Linked DNA regions of Homo sapiens: regions 1, 2 and 4 are each linked to region 3. A link is a contact called in ENCODE Hi-C or POLR2A ChIA-PET data. All regions are on one chromosome and are shown on one strand. The core of a region is the stretch at or near the end of the contact, and the rest is flanking DNA. Distances in the headings are between cores, read along the strand shown. Region 1 has its middle 2.9 kb from the start of GCLC. Region 2 overlaps GCLC-AS1 (GCLC antisense RNA 1). Region 3 has its middle 50 kb from the start of GCM1. Region 4 overlaps GCLC-AS1 (GCLC antisense RNA 1).

Evidence for each region. A loop is a pair of places that touch in the nucleus more often than their neighbours do. ChIA-PET counts read pairs that join two places held with the same protein, here RNA polymerase II (POLR2A). Pooled maps may share reads with other maps.
Region 1: a loop to region 3 is called in a pooled map, with 2.7 times the contacts of the local background. The contact joins two enhancer-like sites. A Hi-C loop is called at or near these places in 1 of 168 maps with a recorded cell type or tissue (naive thymus-derived CD4-positive, alpha-beta T cell) and 5 of 50 pooled maps. POLR2A ChIA-PET finds 5 or more read pairs at or near these places in 1 of 52 experiments (WTC11).
Region 2: a map with no recorded cell type shows a loop between it and region 3 (7-fold over the local background). The contact joins two enhancer-like sites. A Hi-C loop is called at or near these places in 1 of 168 maps with a recorded cell type or tissue (GM18951), 1 of 37 single-sample maps with no recorded cell type and 3 of 50 pooled maps. POLR2A ChIA-PET finds 5 or more read pairs at or near these places in 3 of 52 experiments (A673, B cell and GM12878).
Region 4: a pooled map shows a loop between it and region 3 (2.3-fold over the local background). The contact joins two enhancer-like sites. A Hi-C loop is called at or near these places in 2 of 168 maps with a recorded cell type or tissue (GM18951 and breast epithelium) and 6 of 50 pooled maps. POLR2A ChIA-PET finds 5 or more read pairs at or near these places in 5 of 52 experiments (B cell, GM12878, OCI-LY7 and 2 more).

The regions. Positions count from the first base shown.
Region 1 is chr6:53,546,696-53,549,395 of GRCh38, forward strand. No RefSeq gene overlaps it. Among named protein-coding and RNA genes, the nearest start is that of GCLC, 2.9 kb to the left of the region's middle. RefSeq lists a silencer at 1,447-1,676. Within about 2 kb of position 1,381, at least 25 of the 41 ENCODE cell types and tissues checked have a DNase peak (open chromatin) inside an H3K27ac peak, as active enhancers do.
Region 2 is chr6:53,460,572-53,463,297 of GRCh38, forward strand. All of the region lies in intron 2 of GCLC-AS1 (GCLC antisense RNA 1), which reads left to right. Among named protein-coding and RNA genes, the nearest start is that of GCLC-AS1, 30 kb to the left of the region's middle. Within about 2 kb of position 1,265, at least 3 of the 41 ENCODE cell types and tissues checked have a DNase peak (open chromatin) inside an H3K27ac peak, as active enhancers do; they include B cell, where a contact is called at or near this core.
Region 3 is chr6:53,197,978-53,200,677 of GRCh38, forward strand. No RefSeq gene overlaps it. Among named protein-coding and RNA genes, the nearest start is that of GCM1, 50 kb to the left of the region's middle. Within about 2 kb of position 1,319, at least 3 of the 41 ENCODE cell types and tissues checked have a DNase peak (open chromatin) inside an H3K27ac peak, as active enhancers do; they include B cell, where a contact is called at or near this core.
Region 4 is chr6:53,482,209-53,484,908 of GRCh38, forward strand. The region is part of intron 3 of GCLC-AS1 (GCLC antisense RNA 1); the gene reads left to right. Among named protein-coding and RNA genes, the nearest start is that of GCLC-AS1, 52 kb to the left of the region's middle. Within about 2 kb of position 1,428, at least 6 of the 41 ENCODE cell types and tissues checked have a DNase peak (open chromatin) inside an H3K27ac peak, as active enhancers do; they include B cell, where a contact is called at or near this core.

The DNA.
Region 1 (2,700 bases), core at 131-2,630, 350 kb after region 3:
GTAGGTAAGACATCCAAGGATCATTGGGTTATTCTCATAATGTCATCTGACATTCTCATAGACCTGCATTGTTCAACACGACAGCCATCAGCCACATTGGCCAATGTACATTTGAAATGTGGCTAACATGACCGAGAAACCAAATTTTCATTTTAATTTAATCAATTTAAATGTAAATTTAAAAACTGATATTCCATTCAGTTACTGGAAAACTTTTAAGTAAATTTGAAACAAGTTGGAAATGTGAATCCATTTTTGACTGTAAATTTTATGAAATGTAATTACAGATCAAGTATTTCCAATGAAAACTTAGTGGCCCAGATGTGTTGTGAGTGTAAGTCACACACCAGATTCTAAGACAGTAGAATAAAAAGATGTAAATATCTCATTAAAAGTTTTATATTGATTACATAGCGATATAGCATTTTGGAAATTTTGAGTTAAATATGATGTGGTATGTTATTTAATTTACCACCACCCCCACCCACTTTTATTTTTAATTTTAAAGGAGGCTACTGAAAAATTTAAGATTACATATGTGGCTCTCATTCCACTTTATTGAAACAGTACTGATGTAGACCTTGATTTACACTTTGCAAAGCAGTTTTCCCATACACCTGCTGCACACCATACACTTTTCCCATGCACCTGTTAGGAATCATGGACCTGGGCGGTTCAATAATAGACTAAATTCTAGTCTAGCCAAAGCCCTACGCGACACTGAACCTAGTAAGAGTTTAACACTGTAATTGGAGTTACTCTGTCCTAGATCCCGGCTCACACTCACATAAGGGACCTCCCTCACCCTATCCTACCCCCCCGAATTCTGAACCAGCTCCCCCAGCGGGGGTCCCAGAGCTTTGGACAATCCCAAAAAGGGCGCCGGCGCTGCTGCACCACAGGGCAGTTATGCCCAATTTAAACCTTGATCTCTCAGTGTCTTTAGCCTTTTCTGTTACAAAGAAAAAACAAAAATCCCATCACGGATCAACTGAAGTCATATTTAACAAGAGTTACTCCCCTCTGACAATGCTTTGCCTGCATAGGTCCACTACTGCTCGATTTCATTCTGTAGACTGCACCCAGGGCCAGGTTTCGACATCTGGAAGTGAGTTTTCAGCAGACAGCTCCATCAGGGCTGTAACGATAGCTGAAGGGGAAAGAAGGAGCTCATATCTTGCAGAATCAGCTCTTCCCTAGACCATGACCAAAGGCCGATTCCCAGTAGTGTCTTCCGCGGAAAAACGCGAGACCCGCTCTCCAGGAACCCATCTCTGCCCAGCGGCGCCCTGGCACCGCAACCTCGCCTCGCAGCCCCGCGGACCAACACAGGCCCCGCCCCCAGAGCCGTCCGGAAAACCTGGACCGTGGAGATCCGCATGGGGGGACGCCGTGCAGTCGTGAGGCCAAGCTGAGCATGCTCGGAGAGCCGGCCTGTCGCGGGAGGAAGCGGTGTGGGCCGCGGGCGGCGCACGCCGCGCAGTTGTTGTGATACAGCCCCCGCCACGTGACTGCGCGGGCCCGCCTCCCCCGCGCGCGGCACCGCCTCCCCGTGACTCAGCGCTTTGTGCGGGCTCCGAGCCGGAGGTCAATCTGGGGGAGGCTTCTTAGGGCAAAGTCTCAGTCCATCACTCCTGACCTCTGGGCTGCTGCTGCTGCTAGGATTGCCGCAGTCGTTTCAGACACGATGGGTTTCGGGCCTCCAAGGACCAAAAAATACATCATTTTCTCTGTGGTCACGCCATTCCCAGTTTCCCTTGAGTCAGCGGCTTCGCGAGATCAAATAAGGAAAACAGAGAGAGTGCCCAGGGGACTCTGAGGAAGGCACTTCTAGGTTATCTGCCCCTGCCTTTACCGCTCTCTTTGGCTTGAGTATCCCTTGACCTTGGTGGTCTGTCGCTTGGGTCCCAGTATATCACATTCTATGCCAGGCACTTTGAGCTGGTATCCGTAAAACAGTACTAATCTTTGCCACATTTTATAAGTGAGGCAACTGAGATCCAGTAATACTAAGTAACAGGTAGTGGCTAAGCTGGGGTTTGAACTCCAGTGATATTTCAAAGCTGTCTACTACACCACTTAGCCTGGGTGAAGCTGGTGGCTGCCTTCAGTGTGATTCTTCCTGGGACTTGATGCCAACCTTCATTACATCCTTTCTTCTCCCTTGACACACCCTTTCCCCAAAACCCGCGGATCTGCCTGTGAAGTCCTTAAGCTTTTTGTCTGTTAAATTTCTTTCTTTTTTTTTTTTTTTTGAGATGGAGTCTCGCTCTGTCGCCCAGGCTGGAGTGCAGTGGCGGGATCTCGGCTCACTGCAAGCTCCGCCTCCCGGGTTCACGCCATTCTCCTGCCTCAGCCTCCCAAGTAGCTGGGACTACAGGCGCCCGCCACTATGCCCGGCTAATTTTTTGTATTTTTAGTAGAGACGGGGTTTTACCGTTTTAGCCGGGATGGTCTCGATCTCCTGACCTCGTGATCCGCCCGCCTCGGCCTCCCAATGTTAAATTTCTTAATTGGTGAAAACAAATAGTTAGTTATTTCTTAACTTCAGTGTACATGTTAAACAACAAAAGATACAGAAGGAATTTTCTCCCTACAATTGAATTGTACTTGGAATTTGACTTGATCTTATTCAAGAAGATCCCTGGGGGCTTTATGATGGAAGAGCAGTAGCCAAAAGACTGGGGCTTTGGCCCCATC
Region 2 (2,726 bases), core at 15-2,514, 260 kb after region 3:
AAAATACTAATGACATTCTTCACAGGAATAGAAAAAAAAATCCTAAAATTGATATAGAACCACAAAAGACCCCAAATAGCCAAAGCTATCCTGAGCAAAAAGAATGAAACTGGAGGAATCACATTACCTGACTTCAAATTACACTACAGAGATATAGTAACCAAAGCAGCATGGTACAGGCATATAAACAGACATATAGGATGACTACAGTCAACAATAATTTATTGCACATTTAAAAATCACTAGAAGAATATTATTAGATTGTTTGTAACACAAAGAAAGGATAAATGCATAGGGTGATGGATACTCTACTTGCCCTGATATGATTATTATGCATTGTATGCCTATATCAAAATATCTTATACATTCCATAAATATATACACCTACTATGAACCCACAAAAATTAAAAGTTGAAAAATGAAAAAAAAAACCTTTCTCTTGTTTTTCTAAAACTCTAACTGGATACCCTGCATTTTTCTTTGCTAAATTTGGTAACCCTAATTGGGAAATATGTTGCAAAAGGCAAAGATGGGGAAATACACTATATTCATTTGAAGTATGCTGGGGGGGTAGACTATGAAAGTGAATGCAATTTTTTGACACTCTCCTGAGAGAACTGCCACAACTTTCATTACTAGTATTCACTTCTTCCACCATGGGATTGTCACTCATTAGAGACATGTAGTTGCTGTGCCCCTTAAGGAAGCCCCTTATGGCTGAAAGCAGGTGGTTCCAAAGCCTGTCCTACACTTGCTTCTCCCTCACATCTTATGAGCCAGACCACTAGATCCCACAGAAGAAAAGGATCAGGGAGGTAATTTTTCTACAGAAAAGCACTGGATTCGCATAAGTGATATATCAAGCTTCTAATGTCCTTTTTATCTTTTATTTGAATAATCATTTGTATAACTTTCCCATCTGTGTGTACATTTTAAACAAATGAAGCAGCTTCCTCTCACTAACATGTTTTCTCTTCCTTAAAATGACATCCTCTTCTAATTTACTCAACCCTAAAAACCCCCTCTTCAAATACATTTTCTCTGTTGGTTTCATGCATCTCAGAGAAAGGAAAAAAGGGTTCATTTTAGTAAATAAGCCCTGGCTTTAAAAATGCTCTTACCATTTCACACTCCAGAAAATAAGGAGATGAACACACACACACACACACACACAAACTAATTAGAATTAACTAAATTTTATAATATATTAAGTAATAAAATTACAATGCAAAACCATTGCAGCGTCCTTTTGATTGCTCTGAACTCCACCCCTCCCTGTCAAACAATAGAAAGGGGAAAGTGCTTTAAACTCTCACTAGGGTGGGGCTGCTGCCTGCCGCCTGCTCTCCGAACTGTCTTGCAGCTGGAGAAGAGCAGCCAAAGCTCCTGCAGACTTCATGTTGGAACTTCACACATTCATTCCAACAAAGAACACAGCACGTAGCAGGAGAACATACTGCGCTTATTCTTCTTAGTATAAGGGCAGATAACCTCTCTATTTTTATCTTTACCTTCATTGAAACAAAAACAAGTAAATGGAAGAGCAGACGCCTCTTCATAAAGCTAGTCATTGTCCTATTCCTCTGTTCTATTCACTCTCAAACGATTCCATTGGGGACCCCTGAGCTGTGAAGAAGGACAGGGCCCTGCCTCCACTTTTTCATCTTTCTCCTTAACTCGGGGAAGTCTGGCTTTTACTTCCAACCGCTCAACTGACACTGTCTTTCAAAGTTTACCAATATCTAGGGTGGCCAAATGGGGATGCTTCTGAGGGTGAAAAAAAGATGCTACTAATAATTATCCTGGGACAACAGGCGTAAATGCAAACAGTCTCATCAAGAACCTCCCATCTGTATCCAAACCTCTCTTCCCAGCATCTTTCTGGAGCTTCCACAGCATTTAACACGGTCCCCATCCCTGCTTTTTGGAATCTTTGTTTCCACTAATCTTTAACACTTCAACTGTCCTTCTTTACTCGAAGGCCAGCTCAGAGCTTCTTTGCTGGTTCCTATCTCCTCCATTGATTGAAAAAGTTCCCAGATTGATTGCTTGGTTCTCCTGTTTGTCTCTAGATTTCTCCTCACAGACCTGCATTCTCATGACTTCAGCTCTCCCTGCATCATGACTCCCAAGTCATTTCAAAGTGAAATTATTGTCCAGGTCGGTGGCTTATGCCTGTAATCCCAGAACTTTGGGAGGCTGAGGCCAGCAGATCACTTGAGCTCAGGAGTTTGAGACCAGCCTGGGCAGCATAGCCAGAACTTGTCTCTGGTAAAACAAACAAACAAAGAAATAAACAAAAACGAAATTATTAGGAACTCTAAGACAGCAACAGCAGATTATTAAATCCCAAACCTGGGCCTCCTTCTGATCACAGAGCCCTGCACCTGGCCACATGCCCATGTAACCGACTCTGCCATTAGTTAAATGACTAAATAAGTATATAGTACATTCTTTCAAAAAGCAGTAAAAGGAAATAAGAAAATGGCATAAAAGAGAGAGAAAGTAGGCCAGACATAGTGGCTCACACCTGTAATCCCAGCACTTTGGGAGGCCAAGGCAGGCAGATCACGAGGTCAGGAGTTCGAGACCAGCCTGGCCAACATAGTGAAACCCCATCTCTACTAAAAACACACACAAAAAAATTAGCCAAGTGTGGTGGCACATGCCTATAGTCCCAGCTATTCTGGAGGCTGAGGTGGGAGGATCGCTTGAACCCAGGAGGC
Region 3 (2,700 bases), core at 69-2,568:
TAAGGCCCCTGGGATATAAGAGGCATGGCAGGTATATCTTATAGGGTAAGAGGGAATAAAACTAGGAGAGAGACATCCTGGAACAGGTCTGCATTGGAAGACGGGAGGAGGAGAGAGAAGTGTAGGAAGGTTGTGATAAGAGGAAAAGAGAGACTGGGGAGGCAGATGAGAGATTGTTAAGGGCACCATTCCCTAAATTAGCCAAACACAGTCATGTCTGGGTGATCCTGGAAGGAATTATTTGAAGAAACATCTGTCATCTAAGTGCCTAATGGCCAGATATGATCTTTCATTTTCAAGGACCAGGGACACTTTCTGGGGAAGATGAGGACTAACCACAATTCATAAGTGGGCAACAGAAATGCTGATTTATGAACTTCCAGTGGAAAACGTAACTCTCAGGTTAAGGCATCATTAGATATCATGCTGCGGTCAATGCCTTCGAAGTCACATCTTAAGCAGAATAATTATTTGTTGGCCTCCTGCAAGAATCCACCCTATACAGGGACCAAAAGTTTTCATAAGTTGCAAATCTCTCCCAATAGATGAAATTAAAATAGAGTTTGAAAGCTCCTCAGTAAATGTAGTATCAGAACACAGAGTTAGAATGTATTGAACATCTATGATGTGGCTAGGCATGGTGGCTCACGTCTGTAATCTCAGCACTTTGGAAGGCTGAGGTGGGTGGATCACCTGAGGTACGGAGTTCAAGACCAGCCTGGCCAACTTAGTGAAACCCCATCTTTACTAAAAATACAAAAATTAACTGGGTGTGGTGGAGCACCCCTATAATCCTAGCTACTCGGGAGTCTGAGGCACGAGAATTGCTTGAACCAGGGAGGCAGAGGTTGCAGTGAGTGGAGATCACACCATTGCACTCCAGCCTGGGCGACAAAGTGAGACTCTGACTCAAAAAAATAAAATAAAATAAAATAAAAAATAATAAAATAATAATATATTGAACATCTACAATGTGTCAGGCATTGTAGAAACTAATTATAATGTGGTAAAAGATGGACAAAGTCAAGTACTTGCAATCTAACCGAAGACAATAAAATAGATGAATAAATAAGACTATTTCAAATTTTCAAATAGACATGACTTCTATAAAAACAGAATGTTGAATAGGACGAGGAGAGAGTCAGAGAAATTGTGTGTATGCTTGTGTGTGTTTTGCGCGCACCTGTGTTATTTCTTTCAATTGGGTGATCAATGAAGGCTTCTTTAAGGAGGTGAAATTTGAGTTAAGACCTGAAGAATCAAAAAGATCCAGAAAAAGGTCTGATGGGTGTGGCAGGAAGCATTCAAAGTACTGGGCAGTGCGGAAGCAGAGGCAGATGGAAGTGAGAGTTTGAGAGGAACTGAGAGAAGGCCTGTGGGTTGGAGGGTAAGAATGCAGGGGAGAGGGAGACTACAGTTAAATGTTTAACGGAAGGCATTCAGCACGACATTAGACTCTTTCAGTTCAAATCCCCACCCAACCACAAACTAGTTGTGTGACCTTGGACAAGCTAGTTAACTTCTTTATGGATCGATTGCTTCATCTGTAAAGGGGTGAAATCAGAGGTAACTACTTCATGGAGCTCCTCTGAAGATGACGTGAGATAGTCTAAGTTAAAGTGCGGAGCTTAGGCATATGGTTGGTCCTGAATAAGCATTAGATGTTGGCATTAATGTGTCCATCTCCACAACAGACTCTTGTCCACTGAGTAGGATTCCCTCCCCGCAGAAACGTACTTGGATGGGTGCTGCCAGTTTAGCGTCTTCGACTACTTAGTCAAACTTGAGACGTGTCAGAGGTCTGCAAACTATAGCTCCCTGGGCAATTCTGTAAACCTTCAAGTTAAGAAAAATGATTACATATGTAAAGGGTTGGAAAAAATCAAAATAAGAATACATGTATTTTCTGCTTTTATTTAAGGTGCAGGGTGTACATGTGCAGGTTTGTTATGTGGGTATATCACGTGATGCTGAAGTTTGGGATACAAATGGTCCCATCACCCAGGTAGTGAGCATAGCACCCAATAGGTAGTTATTCACCCCATGCCCCCCTCCCTCCCCCTTTCTTCTAATAGTCCCCATTGTCTATTGTTCCCATCTTTGAATATGTGTACCTATAAGTGAGAACATGTGGTATTTGGTTTTCTGTTCCTGCATTAATTTGCTTAGGATAATGGTCTCCAGCTACATTCACGTTGCTGCAAAGGACACAGTTTCATTCTTTTTATGGCTGTGTAATATTCCGTGGTGTATATGTATCACACAAAATCAGAATATTTTGTGTGTGTGACACAAGAAAAATTTATGGAACTCAAACTTCAGTGTCTATAAAGTTTTATCAGAACACAGCCACAGCCTTCACTTATGTCTGTGTATGGCTTCTTTCTTGCTCCAACAGCAGAGGTGGGAAGTTTCAGCAAAGATCTCATGACCGACAAAACCTAACGTATTTACCATCCGACGCTTTACAGAGAAAGTTTGCCATCGTAGTTAGGAGGACAGGTTTTTGGAGACAATGGAGTTACCTGGAGCCTGAATTTTCTTCTAAGAAAATGAGTGTAATAACAACGCCCTCAACAGGTTGCTATGCGAATTAAGAACATTTGTCCCGGCCGGGCGCGGTGGCTCACGCCTGTAATCCTAGCACTTTGGAAGGCTGAGGCGGGCGGATCATGAGGTCAGGAGATTGAGACCATCCTG
Region 4 (2,700 bases), core at 178-2,677, 280 kb after region 3:
GTCCTCACAAACAAATGTTCCATACTTGTCTGACCTGGGCAGCCAGGCTATGGGGTCCAAGGAAGGATAGAACACCTGGAAAGTGACAGCAATGTTTTTGGGGTCAGAACTCTCAAAGTGGAAAAGTTATTCAAGATCCAGCTGCAGAATGAATGAGCACGTTCTCTGCTTTTAAAAAAAAGTTTTATTTTTTAAAAAGAAGTAATAAAGCTGGGCATGGTGGTGCTCTCCTGTAGTCCCAGTTGCTCAGGAGGCTGAGATGGGAGGATTGCTTAAGCCCAGGAGTTTGAGACTAGCCTAAGCAATACAGTGAGACTCCATCTCTAAAAAAACAAAACAAAACAAAAAACAAAAACAAAAAAAGAAAGAAAGAAAAGAAAAAGGAGTAATAAAGAGAGATATTGGTGCCTCACTGCTCTAAAGGGCTTTGAGGAAACAGTTCTAGGCTCTCCACAGAATTTGGAAATGCATCCTGGGGGGGTGGACTGTGAAAAACATCTGAGACATAAGCTCTATGTGACACTTGGTGGGTACTCATGAACATTCAGGGTTCTTGAGGGCCTGAACTGCTTGTTTTGGTAGCCTTGCATTTTCAGGGCAACAATCCCTGGCATCGAGTGGACCCTCAAGAAATATTTGTTAGCTGCCAGATGCAACTTTCCGCTGTATTGTCAACACTTTTTCAAAACACGTCACTGAGGATTTCAGTAACTTCCCAGCAGCTACAAGGAATCTTGGGAACCTTTTCTCTAGGCAGAGCAGGCTATTTAATACCCCATTTGTAATAGGGTGATTTAAAGATACTTTGAAAGCCAATCTAAGAAAAGACATTTCTCCGATGGTGCCTGAAGTTCGATGCATAGAGGTTTTTCTTTCTGTTACCCTCACTAAGTTCTTTGAAAATGCCTACAGAAGGGGTGTTCATATCAGGCCCTTGTGCTTCACGAGAATAAGTTGATCGGGTAAAAATTTTCTCCATAAGAGAGACCACTATTGGGAGGGGGCAGCTGCCCAGTTAGGAGGGTTAGACTTGTCCTGCACCAATATTGTCAAGCAAGTGGGCTCAAGGGTCCCTCTGGACTCTCCTACTTAACCTTCACTATTGGCTTAAATATAGGAGTGACCATCCCCTCTCCAGAAACTGGCCTCAGTCCTGTAGCTTATTTCTTGGGATCAGTGACCCACCTCCACTTTCCACCACCTCCAGAGGCTCGAGAGAACCTGTCCCTGTCTAAACAGCCATTATTAAATGTGACTGTATTTTTTTCTCTATAGGAATGATGTATTTTCTATTTAAAAAAAAAAAAAAAAAACTCCCACAATCTTTGTGTGACTTGCATTTGAGAGCGGCCAAAGGACCTACTTGCAAAGCAGTGCAGAGGCTGACATTTACTGATAATCTGCCATGCACGAGGCACCCGGCCAGAGGGACGCTTCCTGTTCAAAATGACTGTTAGGCAGATGCTATCATTTCCATGTTACTGAGAACAAAGTTGAATCTCTGAGAGAGAAAAAAAGGAACATTCACAGGGTCACAAAGGTGGGTTGAATTCCAGAGACCCTGTTCTCTCTACAGCAAGGAAAATTACCCATACCCAGGAGAGCAGGGAAATGTCATAAATTCTTTGTATGCCCTCACTGCACTTTGCACAGGGCTTGGAGTCTTTGATGGAGAATGCATGTAACATAACCCACTGAAATTAAGCTTAAACAAAAATGATACTTTGCTGGGAGGGATCCTGGTCACCCCCTAAAATCCGAGGAAAGTTGAACAACCAGGCCTCAGTACCAAGAGTTCTTGGGTTTTATATCTGTCTAATGCTACACCCGCAACTGGACTAAATAACCTGCATCTCTGTCTCTTAGTCAGAGTTCTCAAGAGAGAGACCCTAATTGGCTCCTGGTCAGCCAATGAACTTCCTCCTCCTGAGTCAGGTGTTCACTTCTAGTCCAATCAGCTATGACCAAGAGTCAAGCAAAAGCAAAACTTCCGGGGGCTAATTCTGAAGTCTGCCCAATGGTGTCTACTGTACCCAGATATAATTCAATACATGTTTATTGTCTGGTGTTTTTTGTGTTCATTCGTTGCAACCAAGTTCTTTAAGAACCTTGGATACATCGTCCTTCATTTAATCATCAGGCGGGGGTTGATAGGCCATAGTGATCAAGAAAAATATGTGAAATTTCTATATGCCAGTTATCGCTGTGTTAAAAACCTTCAGAGCAAATTAAGAAAGGAGAAATAAACTATTTGTTCTCAAAAGCTTGGTTTCAAGGGGACCGAGGAAATGGGAAAAGCATCTGTGGACAAGGCTATTGTGCTTGCTGCTGGAAGACTACCAAGGCCAGTTACTAAACGGGTGGGCAGCAACAAGTAGTTGCTTTGTTTTTTTTTCCCCCATAGGAAGTTGTTGTCTCTGTTTTGCAAGTTTGTCAAATTTCTTTTGTTTCTGGGGTCAATAACCTAGATACTTGAGACTCTTTTTTTCCCCTTCCGAGGGTCCTAATTTTGCATTTTACGTAACACCAATCTTGACCAAAAGCTGATTTATTAAGGAGGTTTCTTCTGGGTTAGTTGTTGGTGCTGGAGGCTGCGTGTACATGACTTAGTCTTCTACTGCCACCATGAGGGAGATGCTGGAATTGCAAGGCTCTTTTAGTTATCAAATGTAAATTTTCATAAATGAAAGTGAGCACGTT